Linked DNA regions of Mus musculus: region 2 is linked to region 1. Evidence: chromatin loops called from intact Hi-C (ENCODE). Cell type or tissue: gastrocnemius. All regions are shown on one strand. Each heading gives the region's core, and the rest is flanking DNA. Links, peaks and the distances in the headings are about the cores only.

Region 1 (5,387 bases), core at 207-5,206:
GGTAGCGGCCATCATTAGACGGGACCTTCAGGATAAGCAATGACACCTGCCGAGGGAGACGACAGAGCACTCGTAGGTCTTGGTAAACATGAACAACTAATTAATTTTCACAACACCCTTGTGAGTCAGGAAGCAGCATTTTCTGAGCTTTGCAGATGGGAAAGTGTCAGCTTGTAGATCTAAGTGATTTGGCCCCTCTCGCAGTGAGGCCAGGCAGGGCTGGGAATAAGTTGCTTCATTGGAAAGGCTTAGAGGTTGAATTCAACTTCCATATTCTCTCTCTGAATCAATATTGCACTGCTTCCCTTTAATGAAAGTGCTTCTTCCTCCTATAAAATAATAATGGATGGTGCCTTTGCCTGTGAGTATGTGACCACCAGATATCGCTGTTCCTAAGAATATATAACCACTGCACTTCAAAGGGGGCTCGGAAATTGTCATATCTGACCTCCTCATTGTGGCGGAATAATTCACTTGCTCACCATGAACACAGGCTCACTGATGCCAGAGTACAAATTTGAGCACTCGCTCACTTATCTTTAGACCCGTTGCCCAACTGAGTTTCAGCACAATCTTCACATGGTCTCCTACTGACTCCTTTTCTATGGAACTCGAGAGAGAGGCATAGACTGAAAGGGGGCCGTGCTGGAACTCTCCACAAAAGCCGTCACCTCCAGCAATTCATCTGGCTCTTGAATCTCCTGTGCAGCCTTTCTGTTCAGAGACTGCCCAGACTGTGACTGAACAAAACCAGTCATCAAAAAGCCACCACGGCTAGGCAGCCCGTGCCGCCTCTCTAGCCTTCTCCTACAACATCCATCAAACTGCTGTCCCTGCGCCACTCACCCCAGTTCCCCCCTCAGCACCTGCAAGATGCCTTCTATTTGCTCTTTCTGAGAATCTTTATTGCCGTCAACTTAATATTCTTTCAGTAGATGGTTATGAAATTCCATTTATAAGAGCCTCAGACAGTGAAATGATGAACAGAGAGAATAATTAACAAAAGAAACTGCTTTATAAAAAGGTGACAAGGGCTTTAGTAAACATGTGTGATATTGGGGAAGAGGGGAAGTTTACTACTTATTATTGATAAGCCCTGAGGACACAAAACAATATTCCTTGCACTTCAGAAAATTTGTAATAAAATCAAAAGACAGAATAAATGATGTGCAGGCTGGCTCCATCTCAGAATGGATGGTTAGGAGCTGTGAGAATGTGGTGCTCCACTGTGTTACAAGATGCTGCTATACAGAAACAGAATAGTAATAAATTCAGTCATTTATAAGAGCAGAGCCGCTGATGTTACAGCAGCGGTAGGGGCGGGCATCAATACAACATGGCTCCCTGTGCACACAGTGGCTCCTGAATATCAGCTCCCTGTCCCTGTAGAGCACCACTCAGAGTAGAGCCAAAAGGATCTGCCTGCCCCACATGCTGCCTTATGACTTAATGTGCCAGGAAGGAACTGTGTGGCCCTGAAACATATGCACACACATGCTAAACTGTATTAAACACCACAGAAGAGCAGATTGCCATGGGTCTGAATATTATGAGACAAATGCGATTTTTAAAAGGGTCAGAAAAAAAGTCTCTTTGAGGACTGACGTTTCCTGTGAGACCCTAAAGGACATGCAGCAAGGAGAGAGAGAGAGAGAGAGAGAGAGAGAGAGAGAGAGAGAACGCGAGCGTGCTCGTCTCCAGGGGAAAACACAAATGCAGAAAGGTGGGAATGAGTTTCATGTACTCTGGAAGCCTCAAGGAGCGAGTAGCAATCCTTAAGATGGCCAGAAGAAGGGAGCAGAGGAGAGGCCCCGCTCACCCACAGACCAAGGACAGCTTGGTGCTTAAACTCAATGCAATATGAAGTGAAAGATGTGAGCCGAGGAGACGCCTCTGCTGGGTGTGTGGGAGCTGGAGAGCAAGGGCTGTGAGAAGTCAGCTCCTGCCAAGATGCTCAGGACATGCACTGGACCGGGCTGTGTTCCAGAATGAAAATCTTAGTTCTAGGCTGTTCCTTTTTTGATTATTGGACAAATTTTATGTATGTATCTTCAATTAGAAAATGTAAGGCTGTTGCTGTTATTTCATCTCTTTCCCCTTCCTGAAACACATATCTCCCACTCAAAATATTAAGTCTTTTAGTATAAAATGTCCATGGCTCAGTAACCACAGTTGACTCTTCTACAAGTCTTGAATGTTTGCATGTGGGCTGGGTTTTGTTTGGGTCTTACTGCCATCTGGTGGCTGTGAAGATGTTTGTTTGTTTGTTTGTTTGTTTGCTGAACAGGATGCTTTCCAAACGGTGAAGGAGAGATGTTGCTGATTCTGGAATGGAGAACTTCTGGGTTACATGTATTTGTTTCCTACAATAAGCCAGGCTTTGTTACCCCCTCTCTTCTCCATATATAATTATCTAGGGTTTCAGTGATCTCTCTGTTTTACGTTTCTCCTGTCCCTGAGGCTTCCATTAGGAGATCTGCTCCTGGATGCAGAATGAGGCAGATGCAAGTGCCTGGGAGAGCAGGGAAGAACATGAAACCCAGCCACACTCTGTTCTAAGTTACAGGCAGAAGGGTTACAGCCGCTCAAGGACAGGCATCTTTCTCCCAGTTTACAGCCCTGATGTCTCCGTACAATGACTTCCTTGCAAAACCCAGACCTTTATTGTCCCCCTAAGGCTTCTGGTTTTAGGATTAGCCTATGATATAGTCTTCTTTTACAAGACCCAGCAAGATCCCGGGAGCAAAATCCATGCTGATTTATGTGTTTGGCTTAGTACTGTTAACCAGGGGTTTGCATGGACTGTTGCAATAATGAATGTTCTTTAGGAAATAGAACTGGGAATGTGTGCCTCTGTGTTGCCCTCTTCCAGCTTACTAGAATACATTTTCTTCATTGTAAATCTCTTCTTCTTCCAAGGTCTCAAGCCACTCGTTTCCGCTGGCATCAGCCAGCGCCTTTTGACAAGCAGCAGACCTGGGCAATAGATAATGTCTATATTGGGGATGGTTGCCTAGACATGTGCAGTGGCCACGGGAGATGCGTCCAGGGAAGCTGTGTGTAAGTCGGAATATTTCTACTGTCTAAATATCTTGGCTTATTCCATCCAGGGCCTTTCTAGAACTGGTTTTGTCGTCATTCCCCAAGTGATTAGCTTTTTCATTTTCCTGACACACAGTACTGAGCTAAGAGTTGAACTGACAGTCAGTGTAACTACTTTCCTTTAGTGATCAGCACCTGAGCAACAGCCACATTGTCAAGAGAAAGCTGAACTGTAATTGACAATATTCATTTTTCTTCTGTTTCTGTGATGCATTTGAACCTTGAAAAATATAATAGAAAAGTTTCAGGAGTTCAATAAATTCTCATCAAAAATAATATATTAAGTCTGGATAGAAGTAAGAACATGCATTTGTTGGGATGTAGTTGATAACTCTAATGTTGTTTTTATATAATAAACATATATCAGATACAAACATATCTGATCAATTTATGAAGCATATTTCACGGAGAACCCTCCATAGCATTCTCATAGATCTTTAGCAACTTTGGGGAAATCTACATTTTAAGCATTTGGATAGACACGTATACAAACACATACACACACACACATACACACGTACTACAGCCTTTTATGTTTCATTTTCTAAAATTGTGCTGTTTGGTTGAGTGTACGGATGCTAATAGAGAATGCATATGATCTTTTCGACTAATCTTCTATAGACATGGAAAAATCCGGCCCTTGATCACTGATTGTATTCCATATCCAGGATGACTCTGAAGAGCCCTGGGCAGCATCCCTGAACAGAGAGCTGAGAACTCTGTCCAGGGATGGCAATGATTATCCAAAGCATGGCTGCTGTTTAGCACACAGCCACTTGGTTCTTAAATCACTGCAAACTCCTATGAAAGAGACCAATTCCATACATTATTATCCCCGGAAATGTGGTTGGGCGACTGCTGTCCTGTTCACATTTAGTACGTTGTTTAAACTTGTTTCTTTCCCTCCACCAAGCCTGGAGGAGGTTAATTCAACCTACAGTGTTGTTAAAGAAAGCAGGTGATCTTTAGCAAAGAGCTGCAACTCTAAAGAGTAGTAACCTTTCCGGTCTTACAATCCTAAAAAGTCCGGGTCTTTTCCTAAAAATGTTGGCTTCCATAACATGGGAATACTCATGGGCTTTCTCTGATGTTGACTCTGCCTTTCTCTTTCTCCACATCCAGCTGTGATGAACAGTGGGGAGGCCTGTACTGTGATGAGCCTGAGACCTCCCTTCCCACCCAGCTCAAAGACAACTTCAACCGAGCCCCCTCCAACCAGAACTGGCTGACTGTGAGCGGTGGGAAGCTGAGTACAGTGTGTGGGGCTGTGGCTTCCGGCCTGGCTCTCCATTTCAGTGGGGTAAGGGCTGGGCTAATGGTTTCCCTTCTGTCAACCCTCTAAGCTCCTCACAAGTCCCATGAGTTCCTTTTAAAGTGTAATCAGCCAATCAAGATGCAGTTACCCTCAATGCTTAGTCATGATCCAAACTTTGAACTTTACACAAATCAGACAGCATTGAACATTTCCGGTATTTTCCTACCAAATATTTGAGACTATTTAAAGACTCAGCTGGGGTCAGCATGGGGACTATTTAAGAACACATCTTTAAAGGACTTACATAGATTTCCATCCTGAGAAAGGGGCACCTGTGCAGTATGTGTGTTGGGGTTAAGGGGGGTTCTAACTGGATCAAGCTATAATTGAAAACACTTGTGCTCACCACACATTTGGGATTAAAGAGTAAAAATGTAGGAAATGAACTTCAGTGTTTCTTGAATGTATTAACAACTTTTATATAAATCATTCCAGGAAGAGTAATTAGTAATTATCAATTATTACTGAACATTTGTATTTGGAGCATATTATTTTGTATGTGGCAGAAGCAATATTTAAAAACTTTCTTTTGGAAAAATTATATTCATTCTATCTTGCTGCTAAATTTTACCTTTTTAACAGCAAAATATCTCTAGTACATTGATTAGATAGGCAAATTCATTTTTTAAAAAAATAACCAATTCACACTCAACTCTTTATTTTAACTATACTCTATCACAGAGTTTATATTGGTGCCAAAGAAGTAGTCCTACATTATTTATATCTAATACTCTACCCAGGAGTAACAAAGCATATACATATATATATATATATATATATATATATATATATATATATGTATATACATATATATATATATACTTTGATATATATGATATATGATGATATATATCATAATGATTTTTTTATAATTGACAACACTAGAATTCAAGATACTCTTCTACCTCAGGTAGAAGTGGGAGTGGCCCAGATGTCCACATATGTTCAACTGACAAATACCTACTTATCA
Region 2 (5,387 bases), core at 190-5,189, 390 kb before region 1:
ACGTAAAAATAACAACTTAAAAGTTGTACCAAAAATTCATCTTCTAAGAAAAAGTGTTCCTGACTAGGGATAGTTGATTAGAGAATAGCATTTGAGACAGGTGCTTTGTGCTTTGTGTCAAGGAATTAACACCTCTGGATCCTGCGTTATGTGGCTGTGGGCCAGCAACCTTTGCCTTATCTGTTAAATCCTTTGCTTATTTTAAAACATGTTTGATAGCTTCATCATTTCTAGGATAGATTTTAGCTGAGTTCATCACCATTTTCCTCTCTGTAACCTACTCCACTGCTGAAATCTGTATTTCTAATATGTTTCTCTCCAACTTTAATCACACCTACAGGTGTGTGGTGTATGTGATGTGTGTGTGCACATGAGAGAGAGAGAGAGAGAGAGAGAGAGAGAGAGAGAGAGAGAGAGACAGACAGACAGACAGACAGACAGACAGACAGTTAGTTTAGTTAACTTCTTGCTCAAGGTTACTTTCTGGATTAGGGCTACACTACTTAAAAAAATGTCACTCCTCCCCCAATAGTCTTATTTACCATAGTCCCGCAGGGAGGGGGGTGGGGCCTTATAAGCTCCTCCACCATCCTTTTCAGTATTGATTTTAACAACTTGTTAGTAATGCTAGTAATCCTATGTAATATATTCAGTATTTCCCCAGTTTTCCATTATGAATTTTCTTTATATGAAAATTCCATGTTCCTATATGTCAAAGGAACATGGAATTGTCTTATGTGTGTTTCGGCTTTGAGCTGTAGTAGATGTCTATTGCTGATTCATTATTGTTGAACTCATAGCATGGTGAGTCAGCCTGAGCGTGCTGTGTCTGTAATGCATCACAGCCTTGCTGTTCTAGGAGCACTGGCAAAGCTACAGCAGTGTCTTTGGAGGTCTTTACACATTGGAATCATCAAGGAAACCCCCAGGAGAAAAGTGTAGCAAGAAAGCTTGTGAAAAGGATACTTGTTTACCGTTTCATAATCTTTGTAACATTGGGGGCCGAAACTTTCCGTGTTTCCTGTGTTGGCAAAGAATGGGCTGTGTATTGTACAAAGAAGTACCTCAACCAGAAGGCAACACAGTTTCGTTCTGGAAAAAAGGGTGTGCCACCACCCACACTGAGCAAGCAGCATACTCGGACAGGAAGGTCACTTAGCTTTGCTTCTGACACAGGTGGTGGGTGACTGTGTTTCCCACTGATGGGAGCTGGGATCTCAATCTGTCATGTGGCTTCATGGTAATTGGTTTGAAGGAAGTGAAGGAAAGGCAGAGAGGCTAGCCACCTTTGATAGAAAAAAAGTTTCATTCAATTGTATATGAACTAAGTAAAGGGACAGCTTTGTTTGACCTCAGTTGGGAACTTTATTTTGCTCAGAGATGACTAAAAATGAACCATGAGATTTGATCTTGGAACTGTCAGTAAACTTACAAACCAGGAACTTGTTCATAAGAATGGGGTGCATTGTATACCACTGTAAGAGTTACATAGCCCAAGTCACCTTCCTTTCAAAGGACCACCTCTCCTAGTCCTCTCTCCCTCCATATATGTGGATGTCGAGGCAGGATGCTGATAAGGGAAGTCAGGGGGGTTGTGGTGAGCTCATTTTTGTGGTGTCTTATGACCTCAGTTTTATGAAGACTACCAAAAAGTTCTCATATGCTTTCTACTATTTTCCAGAGGACTTAACTTATTAATTGCATATAAGTATAAAACATTTAAATATATAAGCATAAATATATTTCCATATATTTATATATATCACACACAGTAAAGGGGCTCATTATTGTTTCATACATACACATGATGTCTAATGTGTTTGGATCTTAGCTACCTTTCTGTCCCCTTCTCTCACATTGATTCTCTTTATCTTCCCAGTCAGGCTTCCTTTTAGTTAACGTGTGTTCGTTTTTATGCATGATGACTTAATGAGCTTGCTTAGGGTTGATCACCTGAACATGCGCGGGGTTTATTTCCTGGTGCATGGCATGACCTGTACCACTGAAGTAAATGTCTTACTCTTTCCCAGGTACCACCAACTGCCAGTAAATCCTCATGGAGGGCTGGGATCTCTTGAGTCCCTCCCTACACCATACGAGATTATCTTATGCAACTACGTGTTGTATATAGTTGCCATTGTGTGAGTTTATGAGTACAAGTCCTGTGCCCAGGAGACAAAATTGCACAGCAACTCACCCATTGCTCTGGCTCTTATATTCTTTTTAAAATTTCACGTGTTTTGATACAAATGAGTGTTTTGTGGATGTATGAACAACACTTGCCTGCAGTACCCAACCAGGCCAGAAGAGGGCATCAGATCTCCTGAGCCAGGAGTTATAGATGGTTGTGAGCTGCCATGTGAGCCTGGGTATGGAATTTGGGGCCTTGAAAGAGCCATCTCTCCAGCCCCTGACTCTGATATTCTCTTTGCCCCTGTCTGTGATACACCCTGAGCCATGAGGGCTTGGTATAGCTATCACCTTAGGGGTGAATCTCCAGCTGCCCCTTAGTCTCAGCAAGCTCACCGGTCGGTTATGGCTCTATGTTTGTGCACTGCCCACTGCAGAGAGAAGCTTCTCTGACCAGAGCAGACAACAGCACTAACCTATGAAGAGAAAATAACATTCAGAGGGCAGGCTGGTGGCCTGAGTTAGCTCCCCACTAGGCAGAGCAGCAGAAGCCACTGGCAGTCTGTCCATTGGATTCTTGAAACCCTGCTCTTGGTTTAGTTAGGCTGAGCGATCATCTGGACCCTCACTGAAGAAGTCCTGGTCCATCTCGGGAGGCTGAGGAGGGAGAGCTTGGGCATTGCCTTAGACAGTGCAGGTGGTGAATTGATGAGCAGTGAGGTGGGAGATTTCAGGGTCTCCGCATAACCCTCGCTGTGTGTACTGGCTGGTTTTGTGTCAACTCGACACAGCTGGAGTTATCACAGAGAAAGGAGCTTCAGTTGGGGAAATGCCTCCATGAGATCCAGCTGTGGGGTATTTTCTCAATTAGTGACCAAGGGAAAAGGCCCCTTGTGGGTAGGACCATCTCTGGGCTGGTAGTCTTGGGTTCTATAAGAGAGCAGGCTAAGCAAGCCAGGGGAAGCAAGCCAGTAAAGAGCATCTCTCCATGGCCTCTGCATCAGCTCCTGCTTCCTGACCTGCTTGAGTTCCTGTCCTGACTTCCTTTGGTGATGAATAGCAGTGTGGAAGTGTAAGCTGAATAAACCCTTTCCTCCCCAACTTGCATCTTGGTCATGATGTTTTGTCCAGGAATAGAAACCCTAACTAAGACACTGCTTCTGTGGAGACGGAGCAATGTGTATGGGTGCACTGGGCTGATGAGACTTAAGGAAGACCAGAGTAGTTACTGGTGACAGCAGGCGAGGAAGCCTGGTTCAGACACAGCGTTGTGTCTGGAACAGATGCGTTAGAATTCTGCATCTGCCGCACTTGGCCCGTTCATCTGTATAATAGCACCCATCTCTCAGTGGTAGTGAGGGCCATTTGTTGCCACGGTAGAAGCTCAGTGGGTCTTAATTGCTACCAGAAAACTGCCAGCAAGAGTGGTTCTGAGACTTTACAGGAATGCACTGGGCTTGGTTGATGGGGTATGCGGTGAGGTGTGAGTAGTGGCAGTTCTGAGGAACATCAGTTTTGGAAAGGCTTGCAGGTTCCCGTGGGAAGATTTTGGATTCTTTCACTGTATTATTTCCTTGGGGCAAAGATGTGGTAAGTCACTATAGGACAACCAGTTAAAGATTGGTGGCTTCTTTTGTTCATTTAATGCCTGCATTTGCGAACTAAAGGATGCCAAGGAGCCTGGTGTCTGGTAGTTTTACAGTTGCCAGTGTTTTCCAGTACACTTGCTTCTAATCCTGGCTATTCAGGCTGGTAGTATACAGCACAACCGCTACATTGTAGCCATTTAACTCGGTACAAAACACCACAATGCTTTTTAAAAAGTGAATATTTTATGTTACTTAATGTTACACTTATTAGTTAACGTTTCTTCACAAGTTCTAAATGCAAAGGTGATAGGACTAATTCAAGTTCCAGGGATAGGGACAGACTGAAGGGGAAGGCTTGGATGAGTTCTCACTGTGCCCTTATTTAAACAGTTTAGTATTTTAATTTAAGGGTATATAGTAAAATCTTTTCCAAATGTTGAACTCTGTTAACACAAATGCTGTAAATTTTCTGATTTAATTGAAACAAAGGACCTTGCTGTGTCAGCAGAAAGAGAAGAAGATCTTAGGGTTGCTCTGATCCAAGCATCGAATCATGGAAATACACAGAAAAATTGGTTATCACTACTGATACTGACGTTAATTTTCTATGCCCAATGGTCTATTTAGAATAGGCTCCTAGCTTCTAAGATAAAGAGATTCCAAGGACCAAAATATATCACATAGTCTTTTCAAAACTACAGAAATGGTGGTTTTATTTTATTGTTTCCATCGGAAAACCATGGTTTTATGAGTATGATGCTATAACATTCTGGCTTATTTATTCAAGTTGTCATTTTAAAAGGCCACACAATAATGTATTTTCTACCATTTATGTTGATGGAATTGCTCAGGGCAACCATTTCCTTCCTGAGGACAAAGACACCTCATTTGCTCTGAGTTCTGGATCCTTTTCAGCATACAGTAAGATGTAGTAATGCATTCCTTTTCTTAGATGTGCTTGTGCTATGGAGGGTCATGAGCACCACTTTTAAACGTCTGTATTATTTTGATTTTTAAAATACATGCCATAATGTTTGAGACATCTTGGCCCCAAGGTATACACAAGAAACAAAAGTTCTCTGGCCCCGATTTAGCATGGTGAATTTCCATGACAACCGGTACTTAATGTAATATAGTGGTGCGGCTGCCTGTGCATCCATATGTGTGAGAGGTGTGTGTCTCTCACGCACACACATGTATAGGGAATGGAGAAGGAGAAAAGTAAACACATTCAGCCTGTGGCCAGTTAGGATGGGGAGGGGCAGGTAAGGGACCTCATCGATGAAGGCCATGGCCATGATCAGGGAATGAGGAGGAAGAGCGGTCAGTGGTCAGTGTGGGGCCAGGAACACAGATGTTGTTACAGGTGCTGGATACTGCTCTCAGGAGCAGCCGGGAGTGATGGGGAGTTGGCACTATTAGGGGACCATCTAATATCATCCAAAATAAAGAAAGAAACCCAGTCTCAGACAAGAAAAAGAACATTCTTCTCTAGCATTTTCAAAGCTTTCAGACTCCCTTATTTTTAAGGGGTTGAATAGGTAGAAAGCCTTGTCCGTCTGCACATGAACACTCAGAAATTAAATATTTTTATTCCTAAAAGGTAACTAAGGTTTCACTTCATGTTTCCTACTTCTGGAAATGCTGCTAAGTATTTATGTGTGTGTG

The links. Hi-C counts contacts between places; a loop is a spot of excess contacts. Peaks named below come from ENCODE experiments on the same cell type or tissue, not always from the same donor. Only the 100,000 strongest peaks of a DNase experiment are listed, where the experiment ranks them.
Region 2: a loop joins it to region 1, with 5 times the contacts of the local background. A loop is called at or near these places in 3 of 42 quality-filtered maps.

The regions. Positions count from the first base shown.
Region 1 is chr5:21,930,373-21,935,759 of GRCm38, reverse strand. It overlaps Reln (reelin), which reads left to right. Exons shown (of 65, transcript NM_011261.2): 47 at 2,920-3,060; 48 at 4,225-4,402. Among named protein-coding and RNA genes, the nearest start is that of Slc26a5, 67 kb to the right of the region's middle. In gastrocnemius, for the core only: a CTCF peak has its summit at 2,242 (motif pointing left); DNase peaks (open chromatin) are centred at 706, 1,384, 1,901 and 2,216.
Region 2 is chr5:22,324,315-22,329,701 of GRCm38, reverse strand. All of the region lies in intron 1 of Reln (reelin), which reads left to right. Among named protein-coding and RNA genes, the nearest start is that of Reln, 18 kb to the left of the region's middle. In gastrocnemius, for the core only: a CTCF peak has its summit at 2,295 (motif pointing right); DNase peaks (open chromatin) are centred at 2,306 and 3,479.